Linked DNA regions of Mus musculus: region 2 is linked to region 1. The links are chromatin loops, found by intact Hi-C in ENCODE. Cell type or tissue: left cerebral cortex. All regions are shown on one strand. Links, peaks and the distances in the headings refer to the core of each region. The heading gives the core; the rest is flanking DNA.

Region 1 (11,303 bases), core at 3,969-6,468:
ATGGAATCGAGGACATCCTTGACTACATAGTGAGTTCAAAGGCAGCCTGGGCTATAGGAAACACTGCTTAAAAAATAACCAAATTATCAAAATTGATTTCATAACTTCTGGTTATATTAAAAGCAACAGGCCTGATAATTCAAGAAAATACTATCCAACATAAAAATGAACACTTTTGTCTGTCAGATTTTTCAAAAGTATTTTCTCACCAAATATACCTACTTTTGTTGTTTTTTGAAGTAGTTTGTAGTGGCCAAGCCATTGCATGCATTTGAGATGTAACATTAATATTTAAAACGTTAACTGGATGTCTGTGTCTGAAAATAATCCTTGTCAGAGTTAAATTGGATCCTTTTAATTACATTTTTTTTCTGAATTGGGACACTTCAAACAACTTCAATTGAAAATAGCCTTTGAAACACTATAATAAATAGAGACTTTTGAAATGACACTTAAAACATTTATTTTCTGTCCATAAATAAAGAATCATGCTTTTAAGATATTTATTTATAGCCTCATAAATCATTGATTTTACTTGAACACTTTTGGGTTTGTCTCTGTGTGAAATTTACCAAGTTCATTAGGTTTCTTTCTGAACATATACATTCTATATCCCTAACTTGCTAACTTTATTAATCAAAACGCATGTTCCAAAAATTTACTTGTATTTCATGTGCTATAACTTTTATATTGTGTAAGCTGGAGTATCCTAAAACTAAATTCAAATTTTATCACAGTTCCATAATTTTAAGAGGCAATACATTACATTATGTCATGCAGATGCGTTAATGTTTGAACATCTTAACTTCTTTCTTTCGGGAAGTATATGGTGCTAATGATCAAACTAAGCATTGTTTGTGCCAGGTAAAGCTTTACCACTGACCATTTAAGCCATTTTCTACCAACTTTTCAATTGAAATAATTTTGTACTTATTTTTTTTAAAGAAGGGGACGATGAAAAATTTATTTAAAGCTTCCTTCATTTCCACCAGTAGACAGATTACTAAAATATACAAAACCTGCACAAGATCAAGGCAGACAAAATTGCTGCACAGATGGGGTAGATGATATCTAGGCCCCACTTCATTCTGAGTGGCTACTAGCCTATCAGTGGGTAGTTACTGGGAGGGAAAATCATTCTTTTTTATTATTATTATTACATATTTTCCATTATGTACATTTTAAATGTTATCCCCTTTCCTAGTTTCCGCTCTGAAATCCCCTATCCCCTTCCTCCCCTCTCCCTGCTCCCCATCCCATCCTCTCACATTCCTGGCCCTGGCATTCCCCTATACTGGGACATAGAACTGCGGGAAGCAGGTGCGGCCGCATGGGTCAAGATGGCGCCCTGCCCATTGCCAGGCCCCGTGAAACCCACATGTTTACTGCCTTGCTCAAACATGCGCAGTGAAACTGCATGCGTAAACTGCCTGCCAAGTTAGATTATTCCTCCTGATCAGGATCTGTCAGCCTATCTGTGACCGACCTGAACTCGTGTGATTCTGATTGGATGAGGTGGTGTGGAACGAGATGAGGTCAGTTGCCACTACTGTATAAATATAGCCCTTGCCCTAAGTGAAAAAAGCTGTAAGTAAAAAAGCCCCAAGTAAAGAGGACGATGCGGAAGATGCGGAAGATGCGGAAGCTGCGTGAACCCATCTTGGTGTCCTTGTCGTTCTTGTCTCTGTGAGTTGGAGACTGAGGCATAGAACCTTCATAGGACCTAGGGCCTCTCCTCCTATTGATGACCAACTAGGCCATCTAGAGCCACAAGTCCCACCATGTGTTGTTTTTTTTTTTGTTTGTTTTGTTTTGTTTTGTTTTGTTTTGTTTTGTTTTATTGGTGGTTTAGACCCAAGGAGCTCCGGGGTTATTGGTTAGTTTATATTGTTGTTTCTCTTATGGGGCTGCAAACCCTTTCAGCTCCTTGGGTACTTTCTCTAGCTCCTTCATTGGGGACCCTGTGCTCCGTCCAATGGATGACTGTGAGTATCCACTTCAGTATTAATCAGGCATTGGTAGAGCCAATGTCAGGCTCCTCTCAGCAAGCTCTTGTTAGCATCTGCCACAGGGTCTGTTTGGTGGTTGTTTATGGGATGGATCCCCAAGTGGGGCGGTCTCTGGATGGTCGTTCCTTCATTCTCTGTTCTGAACTTTGTCTCTATAACTCCTACCATAGGTATTTTGTTCCTCCTTCTAAGAAGGATTCTGAGCTTCTAGGCTAATATCCACTTATCAGTGAGTGCATATCAAGTTTACACTATCAGGCATTAATTCCTTCATGTGGAGCAGGCCTTAAATCTGGTCAAAAGTGATTGGATACTGCCAAAAAAGTTATGACACTATTACCTCACTGGCAGCTTTCCTGATTAGTTGATCATGGTCCGGTGGATAAGACCTATCTGATTTTTCTCTGCTACTGAGCTCAGTAGCACCTTTCGGCATGATGAAAACTAATGAACACAGAGGGAGCTTGTGCTCAGTTCCTACTTGATTTCTGTTTTATAACAGAAGTGTGTGATGTCTTCAGAAATAGTTGACTTACCATCTACTTAAGATGCCACTTTTGTCTTATAAGAGACTTGTGTATTGCTATGTCTATCTTTGTACTTTCTTTCCAAGTCTTACTCTTCTCATGTGTTACTTACTCTACCCCATGGTCTTAGACTAAAATGACTTCTTGTTAATTTGGGTGACAAATGATGATGCATAAAAGCATACATACAGGTAACTTTATAAGGACTGAATGGGTTATATTTAGGAATATATATGCATATATAAATATGGATGCAATAACAATTAGTAAAAAAAGGAGGTTATGAGTCTGAAAGAGAGTGGGGAAGGGTATATGGGAGGGTTTGGAGGGAAGAAAGAAAGGGGAAAATGCTATAATTATATCATGGTCTTCAAAATAAATTTTTTTAAAAAATCAAATAAATTCATGATTGTGTCTAATATGGAGCTCTTTCAAATATACCTTGAGAGCCAAGGCATACTAGAAATTTGTGGATGGGTTCCAAAATTAATTGAACCTTTAAATTATGTATGAAACTCTTTGTAATTCTGTGTATATATATTTTAATTTTTATTTTGTCTTGTTTTCTGCCACAGAACATTAGTTTGCCTCTTCATACTCATCTATACATAAACTTCACAGTGTGTAAGAAGCTATAAAAAGAAGCAGGAAAGAGATGATGTAAAATAAATTCTTTCATTGCTTTTTTTTTCAAAAATTACATACACTAAAGTTAGATAAAGAATCACAGAAGTCACCTGAAATCTAATTTAAGCACAAGTTTGATAGGAATGAGCATGACAGATCTCCAGAGCATTCTTTTTTGTATAAAGATGTCATAAGTATATCCTTTTCTGTCTGTAAATAGAGAAGAGACTCCAGTTATAGTGGTCTAAGTTATAAAACACAATTGTTATATTTTAAGTTATAATTACTTATTTGTTTGTATATCTGTGCACGGGAGTGGAGGATGAGTCTGTCCCTTTGCACCTAAGGAGGTCAGAGTACAATTTCTATGAATCATTTCCCTCCTTCTTCATATGGGTTCCACCATGCTTGATGGCGAACACCTTTACCAGCTGAGCCTTTATACTGGGTCAACTATGTTATCTTTTTTCTACTTTTAACAGTTCCCATGTTTAGAAATTGACATTCCCAATAATGGCAACGAAAGCAAATTGTAAGTCCGTGAAGAAATTTCCTCTTTTCTTGAATTGTGTATTTTATTGATTATTATTGTTATATGGTGTACTGGCAAGTTTTGTGACAACTTGACATACCTTGAGTTATCACAGAGAAAGGAGCTTCAGTTGGGGAAATGCCTCCATGAGATCCAGCTGTAAGGCATTTTCTCAATTAGTGATCAAGGGGGAAAGGCCCCTTGTGGGTGGGACCATCTCTGGGCTGGTAGCCTTGGTTCTATAAGAGAGCAGGCTGAGCAAGCCAGGGGAAGCAAGCCAGTAAAGAACATCCCTCCATGGCCTCTGCATCAACTCCTGCTTCCTGACCTGAGTTCCAGTCCTGACCTCCTTGGTGATAAACAGCAGTATGGAATTGTAAGGTGAATAAACCCTTTCCTCCCCAACTTGCTTCTTGGTCATGATGTTTGTGCAGGAATAGAAACCCTGACTAAGACATATGGGCACTTCTATTGTGAACCTGTTGTTTGTATTTGAATATTGAATATTGAGTGTTGAGTATTGAATAGCAAGTGTGGAGCTAACTTTTGGGTTCTCTTTTCCACCTAGGAGTCCTGGGCATTATAAATCATCACATTTGAGCAGTAAGTGATTTGACCAGCTGAGTCAACTCACAAGATTATTTTGCTTCCAGCTCCTCCCTTTCATCTTCCTCTCCCTCAACTCTACTCCAGCTATACTCACAGATTGCTCCTCCCCTTTCCTCCACCTCCTCCTTTCTGTTTGTGACAATTTCCTGCAACTTTAAGGAACCTCAAAGACAATGACACATTGAATTGGATGACTTCTCGACCATGAAACTCTCTGTTCCCATTCACCCACAAGTTGTGATCTGTATTCCCTGCTAGCATCCCTGCTTGCTCTCCTATTGATCCTCGCCGGTTGTTCTGAGTAGGGAGGGCACAGGTGCCTTAAAGTTCTCCCCAGTGATCCTTAGAGTCAGCCAAAATTGATAAAGGAAGCCCAGAAAAACTATCGATGAACTAGTTTGAGGAAAGGGGTCTATAACTTAACCTACCAGAGGACACTCCGTCTGTGCTTATTAAGAGAGAAGCTTGGATTGACAGCCCACTGTAACCTATTCACTCCACATTTTTTGTTTGGCAAGCACAAAAATACTTGGGTTTACTTAGCTTGGTTTTGTCATTCTGAGGAAAAAGGATTAGCCTGTACCACCCATTATTCAAGGGAAGTGAAAGGACTGCAGTATCTGATCATCTTTAGTAACACAGCTTGCCTATTTATTCTGCAGATAACTCATGATGAGTGCTCACTGAGTCGTGTTGTAAAGCATATGCTTCCCATCACCTCTCCAACTTGCTTCACCCTCTCTGATAATGTTATTCAGTTCTAGAGGAGTGATTATCAAGAGATTTAAACTAAAATTCTCCCTCTCCTCTCACACCAGAAAACTTCTTGCCCCACCCTAACTTTTCTTTCTACTACAGACTTCTTTTCCAACACCTACTTCATCTGAAAAACAACAGAGTCATCTAGTAAAGTCTTAATAACTCAGAAGCCTATCAAGAATGGCAGAACACATAACAGCTTACCCCTATTAAAGCATCTGTGTAAGAAAACATAGTTGTGTGAAATATTCCTCAGTATTAAAAACTAACAGCAAAAGTACACTCTGAGCGCCATCTCCTGGACAGAGCTTTGACTACATATAAATGGCTAAATGCCCAGCACAGTGCTGAGTTCTTATCTGTAATTATCTTAGTTAGTATATTTGTTTTTAATGTTCCCACACCTGGGCAAGAGCTGATTCTAAGCTGTATAGACCTTAGAAATTACTAAATTTAAAGGAATGACAATCAGAAATACACAGATATGGTATAGAATAGAGATAACATATGAAATTATACAAAGGTCTCACAGAGCAGCAACGCGGGCGTAATAAAATTAGTAAGAGGGATGGAAAGGGTTAAATTGTGGGTTTTGTTTTTACATGTCAAGCTTGAGTTGCCTCTACGATATCTTTAAAGAGTAATGAAGTATGTATCTGGGTACCTAAGTTTAATGCTCATGAAGATGTGACAGAGAGGCAGATATCGGTGTGTGGTCATGAAAGTACTGGCTCACACGGGACAACTTAGAGTGTAAGAGAGAAGAAGTAGAGACTCAGCATAGTGACCTGACTACTGGCCAGACTGGCCATCAACGTCTTTGTCCGTATATGTGGCTATAACACAATACCAGGTGTACTAAGTTGACTATAGACTATCTGCCATAGGTTCATGTGTCAGAACACTGGGTCTTCAGATGGAGGTGCTAGTTAGTAGGCCATGAAAACTTTATGAAATGCACCCTTGTTGGTGGTTGGTCCCTGGGTGGGGTTTTGAGTCTTAATATCATGATCCAATGTACTTGTCCATTTGTTTTCCTGACAGTAGCAGCAATGTGACAATGTGCCTTGTGTCCCTGCTACCATGCCTCCTTCACTGTAATGAACTATATCCTTTTAATAACTCTAGTAAAAACTTAATTTCTTACAGTTTGGGGGGCTAGAAGTCCAAACCAGGGGCCCACAAGTTTGATATCTAATAAAGACCTATCTCTGCTTTCAAACTGGCTCTTGTGTGCATTCTTAAAACAGAAAGACTATTGTGTTCTTGTGTGGTAAAAGGCAAATAAGAGGGATTGGGGGCAGAGTAGACATGTCCCTTCCAGCTTTTCATAAGACACTATTCAACTCTCGAATGGCTCCATCCACCATGGGGATTACGTTTTAGCAGATGATTTGTGGGAACCTCCAGACCACAGCCATCAGTAGAAGATAGGCAATGTAATGAATACAGTCTTTTGGAGACAAATCATTCACTTACATATAGTTAAGTGCCTTCTTCTAACAGTGCTAACATTCGTGTCACTGTATATGATTATACTAAAACTTGTTTTGTATATAATTTTGTTACATTAAATAGCTACTAGAATATCTGCTAAGTTATAAATGGTCTTCTTGTCAAACTTCCAAACACATTCAAACTGTATTTTCCAGGCAGGTAAAACTTGATGACATGGAGAAGTTTAGTTTAAAATGGTTCCCTATCATTGTGCCCACTGTAAAGATGAAAGTTCTCTAGGTCAGCCACACTTTGTAAAGGCACTAAACTATTTGACGTTGCCTGGGTAGAAGTTTATGACTACGGAGAGAGGAAAAATGGTGGTGGAGACAAAATTACCTTGGACTCTCTTAAGCCTTTTGGAAAATAGTTATTTTTGATCTTTGTATTTGAACTAACTTCCCCCAAATGTTTGGTAAGACTTTCCAGTGTACTGTTAAGCCTAACAGATATCTACCCTCTCCAGAGCCAAGAGTTCCATGGGGATAACATACAGTATGATAGGGCAGATCTGGCTTTGCTGTGACCTGCTGACCTAACATGGACAATGCATTTAAATGAATTTATTCATGCCTTTCACTTTTGTTTTGCTCACAAAATGTGATTATACTCATTTACAGGGTGGAGCAAAGCACTCAGAATAAGAGATCATTTTTCCCTAAGCCATGGTCATTCATAATTGACTCAGAATAAACGCTTTTCTTATTTCCTTTAAATCTGAATTTCTATTCTGAGTTAACATTCTCCCAATCATTTCTGTTCCTAAACACAAGTATCACCCAGGTAAGCTTTGCACTCCTTAGGCTTGCAGGCTAGGGGAGGAGACATTGAGATGTCCCATGGTTCAACCTCTCACTGAGGTTCTCAAAGTTCTTCTCGGTCACCTTCTCTACTGCAGACAGCTTTCTAATTGTGTAGAGAGCATCACATGACTTACAATGATTTGCTCTCTGTCCCCGTTTTCCTGGAAAGATTTAGAATGTCTTACTGCCTTTACTTTTAGCTTCTAAATTCCTTTTTGGTTGTTCTAGTTTTCAATGAGCCTTCAAGGTATTAACTCTAATCATAACATTTCAAAGTGTGCTAATGCCTTTGTAATCTTAAGTGTTTATTTCAGTAGAAAACATCCTTTCTATTTTCCTTCTCCTGTGAACTAACTGAATCTTTTCACTGAGACTGCCACATCCTCTCATTGAATTTCAGGTCACTCACTGTTCCTTCTTCTTAATTCTACAGTGTAATAAAAGAACCAAACTCTGAAAAACTCTGCCCTACTCCCAGTGGCACTCCTTCAGTAGCACTGAAACTTAATCAACTCAGATAAACTTGTGTTCAAAAGTATAGCCATAAGGAGCCTGGAGACGCTAAATAACCAGCACATTCTTTAGGACCAGTGCCTTTCTCATTTCCTCTCTCAGTGCACTGGAAAATGTCTAATGAAGCTGAGATGATGAGTTATACATCCTCTTTAATCAACTGGAATGTTTTAGTATATTGGATATGTATAATCTTTAAATTTCTTTTTTATTTTTGAAATTATAATTACAACACTTCTCCCTTCTCTTGCATCCCTCTGAACCCTTCCACATAACCCTCCTAACTCTCATTCAAATGGACAGCCTCATTTCTTACTAATTGTTATTGCACACACATATATGTTTATATACCTATATATTCACACATCTAATCTGTTCAGTATGTATAATGTTAAATGGGTGTATATTTTTAGGGCTGACCACTTGACATTGATCAACAAGTTGGTGTGTTCTTCTCTGAGGAAGACCACATCTGCTACTCCCAGTACTCCTCAGTTCTTTATATGTAGAGTTGAGGGACTTTTAAATCTACTTTGATATGCTCATTTGTGTCATCCATGTTTAGCTCACACTGGTCAAATGTGTTGGAGAAACTTTATGAGTATAGCTTGTGATATTACTAGAAGACACACTCTCACAGAAAACTCCTTGATGCTCTGACTCATACAGTCTTTCTTGCACACTTCTGTAATGTTCTCTAAGCCCTAGCTTCAAAAAGGTTTTGTAAATGTAACCCATTGGGACTGTGCTCCACAACCCTCCATTTTGCTTGGTAATGGAGGGCAGTAGCGGGATATAAGTAATCTGATCAGGGAAATGGGAATTGGAGGTTCTTTATGGAGGGGATGGAGGTAAATATAGAAGAAGGAGAGAGGAAGGTAGAATAAACAATGAGGATGCCTGAAAAGCCACAGGGATCTCACTATAGGAACTACGTTACAACTTATAAAACACATAATTCCACGTATAAATATACATATTTCATTTTAATGAATTGTTCTAGTCTGGGCACATGGTGCTTCCTCCAAAGGCCAAAGACCACCACAAAAAAAAAAAAGTTAGGTTCGTCTTTGAATTGTTGGCCATTGAATACTTTTGTTCATCAATTAGAAGACACATCACTTCTCTCCATCTGTACAAATAGCACTGCCAGCTGCCAAATCTCCAGTCTAAGATCCTAACTGTGACTTTTTCTAGCATCTTCCATATGTTCTCTTCCTATAGATCTCTACAAGTTTTTCAGATCACTTTTGAGTCAATTACATAATTAATTCATTTTTATCACTTGAGGATCCGAATTTCCTTGCTAAGTTAAGGCTAAATGTTTAATGTATACTCATACCATATGAAAAAACAGAGAATGATATATGAATATAATGTGAGAAATATTTAAAAAAGCAGAACAGAAACAAAAAGAATTTAATAACTATAAGAAAAAGAGATTGTGTTGAAATTCCCTAGTATACAGTATACTAATATGTTTTTTGTTTTCTATTATCACTTTTTGGTGAAAACAAAAATTATAGCTTTTAATACAAGAATAAGTAAACATTTTATATATATATATATATATATATATATATATATATATATATATATATATAGAGAGAGAGAGAGAGAGAGAGAGAGAGAGAGAGGGGGGGGGGGGCTATGGCAATGTATGCCCTTGATCCCAGCACTTGGGAAACACAGGCAGGCCAATCCCTACAAAATTGAGTCCAGACTGGTCTACAGAGCAATTTCCAAGACAACAAAGGGTACACAGCAGAAACCATGTCTCAAAACAACAATAACAACAACAACATCCAAACAACAATAACAACAATATCAAAAATAGAACATTGAAGTCACATTAAACTCATTATTGTTAATAGCTTCAAGACTATATTTTAATCATAAAGCATGTATATTTTAAAGTTTTGTAACATGTCTCTGAAAATAATTTTCAATTATGTTGATCCTAGTGAAGTAGAAAGTACAGATGGCTCCAGCTCCTTGGGAGGCCAAGGCAGGAGGGTTACTTGAAGCCAGAATATTGAGACTAACAACATGGACATAAATACTAGTCAACTTTGAATTAGAATATCAGAAATTGAAAGCTAGTTCTATCAATTTTCATAAAACAGCACTAAGTATTTCCTCAGATGTATTTAGATATTTAGGGAAGGCTCTTATTATATACATGAGAACATGGTACAAGCATTACTTCATACTAGGAGCATATGACATAACCCTTATAGCTGATGGCTTAAATGGCCTGATTCCATCATGCTGCAACTAAAGGAACATAACCAACCAACCAACAGGTTATCCAGTCTCACTGTGACTAAAGTCGAGTCCAAATCAAACTGTAATTCCTGCCTCACATACATTTCCCTAACATCCTTCTGATACACCTTCACCTCTTCTAGCAATAAGCCAGGCCCTTCCTCTGACTGCAATTAGCTGGAGGAAGTCTTATCCTTCAATTTTTCTCAGGCTGTCACTACTCAACTCTTCCATGCTATGATCCTGTTGTCTTTCCCACAGAAGTTGCTAAAGTCTCTGTCTGAGCCTCTTTTCATCCAAGTCACATCTCAGATCCTGTCCATTAAACAGTCCAGTGTACTATGGAAGGAATGAGAAGAAACAGGCCTCATCTTAGCGTAGCATTTGATAGTTGCTGCCGTGCTCCACAGCAAGAAATCAGCTTAAGGCTGCTATGAACATAGTGGAGCATGTCCTTCTTACCGGTTGGAACCTCTCCTGGATGCCCAGGAGAGGTATTGCAGGATCCTCCGGTAGTACTATGTCCAATTTTCTGAGGAACCTCCAGACTGATTTCCAGAGTGGTTGTACAAGCTTGCAATCCCACCAACAATGGAAGTGTTCGTCTTTCTCCACATCCTCGACAGCATCTGCTTGTCACCTGAATTTTTGATCTTAGCCATTCTGACTGGTGTGAGGTGGAATCTCAGGGTTGTTTTGATTTGCATTTCCCTGATGATTAAGGATGTTGAGCATTTTTTTCAGGTGCTTCTCTGCCATTCGGTATTCCTCAGGTGAGAATTCTTTGTTCAGCTCTGAGCTCCATTTTTTAATGGGGTTATTTGATTTTCTGGAGTCCACCTTCTTGAGTTCTTTATATATTGGATATTAGTCCCCTATCTGATTTAGGATAGGTAAAGATCCTTTCCCAATCTGTTGGTGGTCTTTTTGTCTTGTTGACGGTGTCTTTTGCCTTGCAGAAGCTTTGCAACTTTATGAGGTCCCATTTATCGATTCTCGATCTTACAGCACAAGCCATTGCTGTTCTATTCAGGAACTTTTCCCCTGTACCCATATCTTTGAGGCTTTTCCCTACTTTTTGGGGGACTTTTGGGATAGCATTGGAAATGTAAATGAGGAAAATACCTAATAAAAATATTAAAAAAAAAAGAAATCAGCT
Region 2 (11,303 bases), core at 2,946-5,445, 750 kb before region 1:
ATGTCTGTCAGTAATATTTGGTGTATAGAAATTAACTTCAGATTTATTTATCTTCAAGATTTAACTTATAAAATGAATATCTAAATTAAATTTAAAAACTTTGAATATGATACACACACATTTTAAAATTTTTTTACTTGTGGATATAATTGCATGATTAACTCTTCTCTTCTCCTTCCAACCGCTTTCATGTACTCCCTATTCCTTGCTGCCTTTAAAATTACATGGCCTTTTCTGCTTTGTGTGTGTGTGTGTGTGTGTGTGTGTATTTTCTAAATATAAAAACAGTATCTGTTCCATCCTTATAAATGTTTCTTGCATATATGTTTTCAGAGTTGCCTTTTGGTATTTGTCTTAGGGTTTCTGTTGCTGGGAAGAACACAGTGACCATGGCAACTCTTACAAAGTAAAACATCTCATTGGGAGTGGGTTTAAGGTTCAGAGGTTTAGCCTATTATCAATATGGCAGAAAGCATGGGGGCTCTGAAGGGGCTTGGAAGGAGCCAAGATTTCTGTGTCTGGATCAGCAGGCAGCAAGAAGAGTGAGCCTCTAGGCCTGGCTTCTGAAACCTCCCTCCAGTGACACCCTTCCTCCCCACAAGGTCACTCCTACTCCAACAAGGCTACACCTCCTAATAGTGCCACGCCCTATGGGCCTATATGGGCTTTTTTCATTCAAACAGCAATATTTCACTCCCAGGCCCCCATAGGCTTATAGTCATATCATAATGCAGAAGTGCATTCAATCCAGCGTTAAAAGACCCCATAGTCTATCACACTCTCAACCCCATTTAAAGTTCAGAGTGTCTTCTGAGACTCATGGAAGGCTAAACAATTAATCATCTATAAATTCAAAAGCAAAAAGGAAATTATATACTTCCAACATACTATGGCACGGAATAGATATTACCAACACAGAAGAAAGAGAACATAATGAAGAAATACTATACCAAAGCAAGACTGAAAACAAACTCTGAACTTTATTCCTTGTCTGATGTCAAAGCACTCTTCAAATCTCCAGCTCCTTTCAGCTTTGTTGATTGCAGCCACTTTACTCTCCTAGGTGTCTTTGACTCCCTGTTGGCTACCCTCCTTATCAGGTATCACTGCTCTGGTATCTTCAGCATCTGGTGGTCTCCAAGACAGTCCAGACTTCACTTTCAAAGTTTCACACAGTAGCCTTGTATGCCTCTGTGCAGGGACACCTGTGGTGTATGCCTGTCTCAGCAGCTTTCCTGAGCTATAGAGAGGATATGTCACAACTCCAGTCTTCTTTCCTGGTCTAAAGCTGCCAGGAGCTGCTGCTTGCTGGGACTGAAACATGGCTCCCTCACTGCATTGTATCTTCAGCAGTTTTCTGTTTTATGATTTCCTCCACTGCCTAAGCGTGGCTGTCATGGAGCTCACTTGGTAGACCAGATTCTGCCTTGCAAGTGCTGGGATCGAAGGTGTGCATTACTGTGCCTGGCCATAAGCTTTTCTTTAATCCTTTTAGTTAGTTGATAGCTCTTCCATTTAGCCTTATGCAGATTTTTTTTAGACAAGAGCAGAAAGTAGTCACATTCTTCACCAAAATATCAGAAGAATGATCTCTAGGCCCTATATGAATATTATCCTCCCCTGGGCTGGGTCCCCACAGTTCAAATCACCTACACCACCCCGTCTTCCATGTTCCTGCTAGTATTGCCTGTTAAGCTACACTTAAAGCATTTTACCACTTTCCTAACCCAAAGTTCCAAAGTCTACATTCCTGGAAATAAAATCATGGTTTGCCTTATCACAACAATCCCTTAGTCCCCGGTACCAACATCTGTCTTACAGAGTTTCTGTTGCTGTGAAGAGACAATATGGCTATGTCAAATCTTATAAAGGAAAATATTTCATTGGAGTTGGCTTACAAGTTCAGAGAATTAATTCATTATTATCATGGAAGAAAGCATGTTGCTACACAGGCAGGCATATGTTGGAGAAGTCGCTGAGAGTTCTATGTCGGGAGCATCAGGTAGCAGGAAGAGAGTATGAGCCACTGGACTGACTATAGCTTCTAAAACCTCAAAGCCACCCATAGTGACACATTTCCTTTAAGAAGGCCATAACTATTCCAGCAATACCACACCTCCTAAATAGTGCCACTCCCTATGGGACTATATGGATCATTTTCATTCAAACCAGCACAGTATTAGATAACCAGTGGATGCCTTCTTCCCTGTGGAAGACTGTTTCTCCTGCTATCCGAATTCCTTGGTTGTCTGTAGATCTTCCTCTGACTTTCAGACCTTGTCAACTTACTTTTTCCATGTTAGCATGCCTATTGATATCATCCTGGTTGAGACCATACTTTGCAAGCCTTGCTGGCATGACTTTATGGGTTTTTAGACAAGAGCAGAAAGTAGTCACATTCTTCACCAATATTGCTAGGAAACACAATCTCATAGCAACCTTCCTGTGTCTCTGGCACTTATGTCTTCATACCCTGGTTTTGAAATGGTGCCTGAGCTTCAGGTTTTAACCATTAGAAAGCCATCTCTAAAGCAGTATGCATCTCCAACATAATAATAATGACAAATTATTTTATTTAAGTGGGTAGCATCTGGACAACATGTATATGTAAATCTGCTAATACTATTTTTTCATTTGTAATGTCCACTTGTAATTTGCTTAGAGGACTAGAAGCAATGGGAATATGTGAATTTTCATCATTCCTTAATTTGTATGAAGCAAAATATTTTGTATTGTTAAAGTTTTCAAGTTATTTTAGGAAACAAAATTTCACATTCAATAAAGGAAATATCTTCAGGCCACATATTTTGTTTAGAAGCTCCTTGAATTCTTTTTTGCTCATCTGTTTTTCCAAAAATAGATTTTGAGTTATTGATAGCTGCCGGAGCAAAGTCTGATTATCTGAAAGCAGAGTCTGCAGCATCTGCTCTGGGTCCTGCCAGGTTCCAGACAGCCAGGAAGAAGTCTCTATTCCTGCATGGTTGTGGGGAAGTACACACTGCGGTCCCAGTCATCACAGGTCCCTGTGTCCAGCAGACATTGGACATTGACCTCACAGGTCTGTCCCAGTGAAGTCAAGAAGCTCTGTGATAGGCACATGACTAAGGTTCTAACTCCAGTTCCAGCTCTCTAACTTCATTTCTTAAAACGTTCTGAATTGTTTTGATAGAGTGTAGACATGGACTATGTCTTAAGTATTATACCACCTCTAGCATACACAGTTAATTTGAATGTTTCGTATATTGTATAGACCTTTCTTACTGTCCATAGAAATTTGGCACTTTTTCGTAAAAATTTATATTCATAAATGGTAGAGAATACTTTTTGTTAATTTTTACCTATATATTTTTAAATTCTCCTGTAGTAGATAACACTATCGTGAATGACAATATGCAGAGTGGCTTGGATATTGTCTCAAGAGAGAAGAGCTGCTGGCTTCATTCCATTTTATGTGACAAAGTAAGGCATTCACAAGATCAAGCCGCAGTGTCTTTTTCCAGGGTTAGTAAACATTGAAAGGAAATGATCTTAGCTGTAGATCATTTCAATCTATCCATAAAACAAGGAGAAAACACAGAAATAAAACCGTATGCGTGCAGCCCAGTGCTGCTGTTGCCTTTTGTTAAACAAATGTGCTAGAGCAGAAAACCCTGGCACTCTCATACTGCGTTACAGAGTGTCTTTAGCTCACTCAGATCAGTAAACAGCGTGAAGGGCAGGGCCAGGGCTTGTGACTGTGTCGTCTTATCTTTTAGACACGAGTATGTGCGTGCAGGCACCCCTGGACTTGGGAAAAATACTTTTGAAGATAGACTTTTGAATTTTTCTCTGAAGATTCTGTCTACACAGATTGACTCTCTTTGGAAACAGTGATAACCATCGGTCTCAATTTGAAAGTTTTCATGATACGCAGGAAGGGTTGGTTCTTTAGTGAGGAGAGAGGGTGTGCACTTTTACTCAGCGCCATTGTCTGCTTTGATCTTTGGATCATTTGAAATCACTTCGCTTTCCCTGTGCTCCTGCCTTAGCTCCACATGTTCCTCTGCCTGCCCCGCTTGCTTCTCTTCCTTAAATCTCAACTGGCTCATTGCAAAGGCTCTCCGGGGAGGGCAGGGAGGATTAAAGACCATCTGCTGGTTAAGCAGTCCAACAGTATTGTAAATGGGTTTTTAGTCATGATGTCGTATCCTCTGCATGTATCCTCTGCATGGTCCACTAGAGGGTGATGTGAGCATGCATAAGTAAGGAAATTGATGGCTCGTCTTTTCTCTCACGGACATCATCGCACTGTAGCCTTTGCAGGGCTGTATCAGGATGCAAAGGCTTCTCTGGGTGTGATATAACTATGTAATCTTCCTTGGGACAAGTTTTATTCATTTTCTCACAAGTCAATCAGAAGTCTTCAGTCATGTGTCATTGATGTGGATACCTTATTGTCGGCATCTCAAGACAGATGTTCACAGCAGCATGCATGGGATAATTTCATAACTTGTATCGGAGCAGGAAAAGTGCTTTTAATAATGACTTTGTTAGGAAGCATGATATCGACCTCCATAAACAGTGCGCTCTTACCATGCTACAATTCTTACAACAGCATAAAACATATGTAGTCATATCACACTTTGTCATTTAGTGGCCTATTAATTATAGTTAGCTATAGGAGAAAATAAAACCATTGCACTGTACCTACTTTTTCAGCAAAAATTGGAGGATACTCTTTTATACTGGCATTGTGATTTCTTTCTAGTTATATATTGTAGGTGCTTATCTACTTATTAAATAAACCTTTGTTCCAGAGTAGGCTACACCTTTATGTTTTTTATTGTAATTCTTTAGCTTGTAAATTCGGGGAAAATGTTGTAACAAGATTAAACAATTTTTTAACATAATAGATCATCCGACACATTTCATAATCTTTAGTCAAGCTATAGAACGATCCAGTGCTGCCTCCAGAAGGCGTTTGTAATAATAACAGTTTGTCGTGCTGACTCTTGGGATCTGTTTAGAGAAGTAGGCGCAGTCTGTACATGTTGAATGCCGCTGCAGTGTAGTGAGGAAGACGGAATAAGTAGCACACTGCCCATTCCCATTCTCTCCTGAAGAGTTTGCCACAGTCGTTCCCCATAGAGCTGCACGTGTGACCTTCTTAAGCCCCTGCTGAGCTCAGTCTCTGTAGTTCAGGTTCCCTGTCTTTCTCTAGCAAGTAGCTGTGCTCAGTGTCCTCCTTAGAGTGTTCATTCTACTTCCGCCTTGCCCCACGTCCTGCTCTTCGGAATGATCGTGGCTTTTATCTTCCATACACATTTTTGGAATATGTAGATGTCGGATGTCATGGAAGACCCCGAAGTATCCGGCTGAAACTCCTTTAAGTTTAAATTTTAATATCAATGAAATTGTGTTTCAGATAGCTTAGCAAATGTAGATCATTTCCCTGTGTCTCAGCTTTTATTCTAGTCCTTTGAAGGTTATCAACATCTGTGCTATAATAATGCTGTACTAATAAATAAATAAAAAGACAGATGTGATAAACATTCTAAAACACTTGCAAAGTAGCCATTTTAATATCTATTATTCTAGTATCTCACTTTAGAGTCCACAGAAAAGTACATATTTCTCTTGAGTTTTTACAAATTTTCCCCAAACCTCTGATTTGCCTTTTCCACGTCTGATGTAGAAGAAGCAGGTAAAGGCATGTGGGGAAGGTAGGCGGGATCCCTCCTCCTGCCTACCCTCTTCAGAACATCCACCAGGACGGAGAAGAAACGACTGTGGAGGGGAAAGAGTCGTGCTGGGAGTGTGGCTGCTTCTTGCTCACTTCCTCTCTCCTGCCTTTGCTCCAATAGTTCTAAAGATTAACAAGGAGGGTTAGAGTGCAATCCTCACTCACTTGCTTACCCTTCTCTTTCTCTCTCCTTTCCCCTCCCTACCTCCCTCTCTCCCGCAACCCCATTTCGACCCCACCCTTTGATGCTTGTTTTCTAATGTTGTCACAACTGTACTGAGTTTGTGGGGAAAAGGAGATAGATGACTTCTCATCACATACTCAGGAATACTGTTTATATGCAAAGAAATTGAATTTCCTCTTATTCATTCCTTTTTGCTCATAAGACTACATAAAAATATATGCAGTTTATATTTTGTAGTTAGTTTGTCCCTTTGGGTAGATGTGAATGTCTTGGTTTTATTTATTTTATTAAAATGGGGTTGCCTGGGCTGTGTTTGAAAATGCAGGCACAAATTGCCTTTCCCCCATAGCTGATACTAGAAGCAATACAACAGCACTTGGTCTTATTAGTGTCTTTGAATACCCTAATATGTTTTCTTATTTGAATTCTTCATTGAGAAAAATCTTCAGTTCTCTAGTTAAAGAGGATTTGACTAAATTTAGAAAAATAGCTGACAATGACGAAGACTAGTTAGTTCAAAATTCCATATTTGAGTTCACATAATGTGTTTTACACGGTTGTGATAAACATACAACTGCTTACCAAAATTTGACTTTCTATAGAATTTGTGCTTTATGGAAAAGCATATGGTGGCACAGACATACATATAATACCAGCAGTCAGAGGGCTCACGAGCATTTCTCTGCCTAGCAGGAAAACTAACTTGTGAAATTAAGTCTATTATGTTATTTTGATGAAACTACATGATTAATCTTTTTTTCTAATGTGTCATAGTAAGGGCATTTTATGTCACATTTTTAATATTATTTCAGACTAGTTCAAACAAGTTCTTTTCCAAATATTATCAAATAGAATTTCATTTTAATCTTAACTACCTTCACTATATTTTACTGGGGGACCTCTGAAATGGGCCTGCTTATGTTGTGTAATATGTACAGGCTTCATATCCACGTAGCTGATATTAGTCACAGTGCAGTCCTGCATCCAGTGTTGTCTCTGCTTGGACAGGTCCCTGGTTGTTATGTCCTTGGTTATTGCCTCCTGTTGATTGTGAAATTTTCAAATGTCAGAAATTGTTTAATTAATCCCTTTTATTCTAAAATGAGATTTCTAAATGATCTTTTTGTAGGTTGGATGCTTTCTAAGACTCTATAGCCTCCATACAAAACTTCAGCCTGGAAATTCAGAAACCAGCAGTTCTGAATCATTAAGGCTGGAGTTCCATCTCCACGGAGGGACCAGTTATGGTCGGGGCATTAGGGTTTTGCCAGATACAAGCCCTTGTGTGGATCAGCTGAAAAAGTGAGTATTTTATATCCCTTTTTGAAAAACATAACTTAGATCTTTATTAGGTTACTTTGCAAGCCTGTTCCTCAGGTTGGGTAAGGCCTTGTTTGCTTGTTTTTCCTCATTGTCTTGCTGAAAAAATCAAAGCCACACTTTCACCTGTTAGGCAGATTATACCACGGAACTATATTCCTATCTCTACCTCTGTTGTCTTTAAGTGTTTTCATACAATATATTTTGATCATATTCTTTTCCCTAACTACTCCCGTATTTGTCCCCACATTCCTGTCTACCCAACTTCATGTTCTCGTTTTCTCTCTCTCTGTCTCTCTCTCTCTCTGTCTGTCTCTCTCTCTCTCTTTATCTCTAGAAAAAAGGACAAATCAAAACATATAAAATAAATAGAAAGTTAACAATGCAAAAAAAATAACAAAACATACACTGCACAAAACAACAGCAGCAACAAAACAAAGTCTGTTGTGCTAGGCTCTGAACAATATAGGACCTGTCCTAGAGCTGTTGATATACCATGGGAAACTCCATCGGTGAAAACTGATTTTCCCTTTTCTATCAGGTATAGTTAAAATTAACTTCTTGGTTAGGGAAGGGCTTTCTGTCCACTTCCCCTTTTCAGAGCTGGGACTTACTCTGCTTTGAACCTGTGTATGTCATGTGCATGCTATGACAGTCTCTGTGAGTGCATGTGAGTATCAGTCCTTTTGTGTCTGAAAGAAGCCTTTCTTTAGAATCATCACCACCTCTTGATTTTGCTATCTTTCTGTCTTCTCTCCTGCACTAATCCCTGAGGCTGTAAAGAAACAGTGTGATAAAGGACATCCTATTTAAGCATGAGTGCTCTAAAGACTCTCACCTCCTTGCATCTTCTCCACTTACAGATCACTTCATTGACTAACATCAAGTGCAAGAAGCAGCTTCTCTGAGGAGGCTGAGTGATGCTCAGTCGTAAGCTTAGTTTTTAGAAGTGGTTAGCTACCCTCTAACATCTGAGCCTCTATTGATCTGGGTTGTATTGTAGGAGGGTTTCTGTTGTAGGTTGTACAGTTTGTAACTGGGGGAAACTGATTTTAATTCTGACCCTGATTATTTCTTTTCCACATCCTCTTTTGTTTTTCTAGAGCTTTCAAGTATGTCTGTATATTACTTATATTAAATTTATTCAGTTTTTTTTTTATATAGGCAGTTAGTGCTATAAACTTGGCTCTTAGAACTGCTTTCATTATGTTCTATAACTTTAAATATGTTGTGTTTTCATTTTCATACAATCATAAAATGTTTTTAATTTTCTTACCTATTTTGAGCTTGACTCATCAGTAGTTAGTTGTTCAGTTTCATCCATTATCGGCATAGTGGGAAGGATGGCAGCATCCAGGCAGATATAGGCTAGAGAAGGACCTGAGTGTTCTACATCTTGATCCAAAGCCAGCCTGAGGGACCCTGTCATCTGCAAGTAGACAGGAGAGGCTCTCTTTCCACCCAGGGCTGATGTTGAGCAGTAGGAGACCTCAAATCCTACCTACATAGTGACACACATCCTCCAAAAATGACCACAACTATTCCAACAAGGCCACCCCTAATAGTGCCACTTCTCATGGGTGAAGCTTATTTCAACCACCACATTCCACTCCTTGCTACTTATTAAAACACATTACTCTATGGGGACCATACCTAGCCATAGCATAATGTACAATACATTTAGTCCAACTTGAAAAGACTCCATAGTATATAATAGTCTCAACAATGTTAAAAGTCCAAAGTTCAAAGTCTCTTCTGAGATTAATGCAATCTCTTAACTGAAATCCCCTATACTTCGAAATCACATACCTCCAAAATACCATGGCACAGGAAATAGGTTACCATTCTAAAAGGTCATAATGAGCAAATACTGAACCAAAGCAAGACCAAAAACCAGCTGGGAAAACTCCAAACTTTATCTCCATGTCTGGTGTCCAACTCTTTTCAGCTTTGCTGACTACAACACACTGTTTCCTCCTGGACTGGTTCCTCTCCCTATTAGTATCTTCCTCAGCAGGTTTCCTAAGGCTCTGGCATCTCTAACATCTTGAGTATCCAAGGCAGCTTCCACTTCTCAGCTTCTTGTTCTAATGTCTGGGATCCACACATGATCTTCTGGGCTCCTCCAAAGAGCTTGGGTCACTTCTCCATCTCTACCCTCTGTAGCACTCTAGGCTGACTATAATCCACTGACTGCTGTTATTCATGGTCATCTCATGGTATGGGCATCTCCCATACACTGGGGTCTTCTGCTGCAAGTGGGCTGCACTTTCACCAATATCCTCTTATAGGTTCTCTTCATGGTGCTAAGCCTCAACATCTTTGCATGGCCCCTTCAATCAGTCCTGGTCCATCAATTGCAACTGAAGCTGCACCTTCATTTTTCTTAGCTTCTAATAGTGCTAAGCCTCAGCTACCCTCTGTGACCCCCACATACCTTCAAAACCAGTACCACCTTGGTAATTTTTACACATTAGCCAGTCCAAATGCAGCATGAGGTACAACTTTGGTTATCTATGGAACACAGCTTCTTTGTGCTCTCAGAAAACACTTCCCAGAAGATTCCACCTCAGTGATGCTGGTGTCTTTTTAATCACTGCTAGTTTCTTCGCTTCAGCTAACCAGCATCAATTGTCCCAGTAACCCCTTCCACTCTTGACTCTAAAGCCAAAGCCACGTGGCCAAAGCTGCCAAGTTCTGCTGCTTGCTGGGGCTGGAAAATGCCATCCCACCCCCCACCCCCATTCTATTATCTCATCACCAGATTGCTGTTTTTCAACTCCTTCAATTGCCTAAGCTTGGCTGCCCCAGAAGTAGCTCTGTAGACTGAGATTGAACTCAGCTCTGCCTGCCTCTGCCTCCTGAATGCTGGGATTAAAGGCGTGCGCCACCATGCCTGGACCTAAGCTTTTCTGTATCTGTAACTTGCTCTGTACCAGGCTGGCCTTGAACTCAGAGATCTGCTTGCATCTTTCTCCTGGGATTAAAGGCATGTACCGCCAGGCCTGGACTTAAGCTTTTCATGGCCACTGTGCCTCAAGAAGCCCTTGGCGTCCAGCTTCAAAGTCTGGATCACTCATGTGCCCTCCATTTTCAGATTGTTGTTTGTTCCAGATATAGTCAAGTTGACAACTGAGAATACCCATCATAATCCGTTCCTTACCAGTTTTACATAAAATCATATCTATATCCTTATATCCAAATGAAAATAATAATCGGGTCATAAAAGGGATAATTGCCTATCCCTTGTTCAACTGCAAACACATAAATGATAAACTCAACTGGGTGGGATCTTTCCCCAAGGTCACCACTCCTTTAATTCCATTTGATATCCATGAACTCAGGATTTAGCTCCATTTTTCTTCCTTGTGCCCCTTTAATACTTGAACCATACATTTTGTTTTTCCTTTCTAAGCTTGCTATGCTTGATCAAATTGCTATTCGTAAGAATATACCAGAGAACAAAGTCTCTGCTGGGGTTTTTTGAGACTTGCTTTGTCAATGCAATTAATCTGAATCTCTTTACCTTATACTCAAGTACACTCTTTGGACAAGGGCAAAAAGCAGCCACACTCTTTACCAAAATATCACAAAAATAATTTCTAGGCAACACAGTAAAATTCTCCTCAGAAACCTCTTATGCCAGGCCCACAGAGTTCAAATCACCTTTAGCTCCAATGTCTTCCCCATTCTTACTTGGGTGGCCCATTAACCCCACACTGCTTTCCAAACCCACAGTCTCCAAACACACATTCTTTCAAATAAAAACATGTTCAGGCCTATGTTAGTTATACCTCAGTCCCTGGTACCAACTTCTCTTTTAGTTAGGGTTTCCATTGTTGGTGAAGAGACACCGTGACCAGGCAACTCTTATAATGAAAAACATTTACCTGGGGCTTGCTTACAGGGTGAGAGATTAGTGACTGACAGCAGTCAGGCAAAGCTGAGAGTTCTGTATTGTTATCTGCAGACATCCAGAGGAGGCTCCCTCTCCACACTGGGCGCAGCTTGAGCATTAGGAGAGCTCAAGGCCCACCCCCACAGAGAAACGCTTCCTCTAATAAGGCTACACCTATT

Evidence for each region. A loop is a pair of places that touch in the nucleus more often than their neighbours do. Peaks named below come from ENCODE experiments on the same cell type or tissue, not always from the same donor. Only the 100,000 strongest peaks of a DNase experiment are listed, where the experiment ranks them.
Region 2: a loop joins it to region 1, with 4 times the contacts of the local background. A loop is called at or near these places in 11 of 42 quality-filtered maps.

Annotation. Positions count from the first base shown.
Region 1 is chr6:25,014,271-25,025,573 of GRCm38, reverse strand. No RefSeq gene overlaps it. Among named protein-coding and RNA genes, the nearest start is that of Gm38777, 13 kb to the left of the region's middle. In left cerebral cortex, for the core only: a CTCF peak has its summit at 5,361 (motif pointing left); a DNase peak (open chromatin) is centred at 5,360.
Region 2 is chr6:25,760,157-25,771,459 of GRCm38, reverse strand. It overlaps Pot1a (protection of telomeres 1A), which reads left to right. Exons shown (of 18, transcript NM_133931.5): 9 at 7,036-7,208. Among named protein-coding and RNA genes, the nearest start is that of Pot1a, 43 kb to the left of the region's middle. In left cerebral cortex, for the core only: CTCF peaks have their summits at 4,215 (motif pointing right) and 4,960; DNase peaks (open chromatin) are centred at 4,214 and 4,983.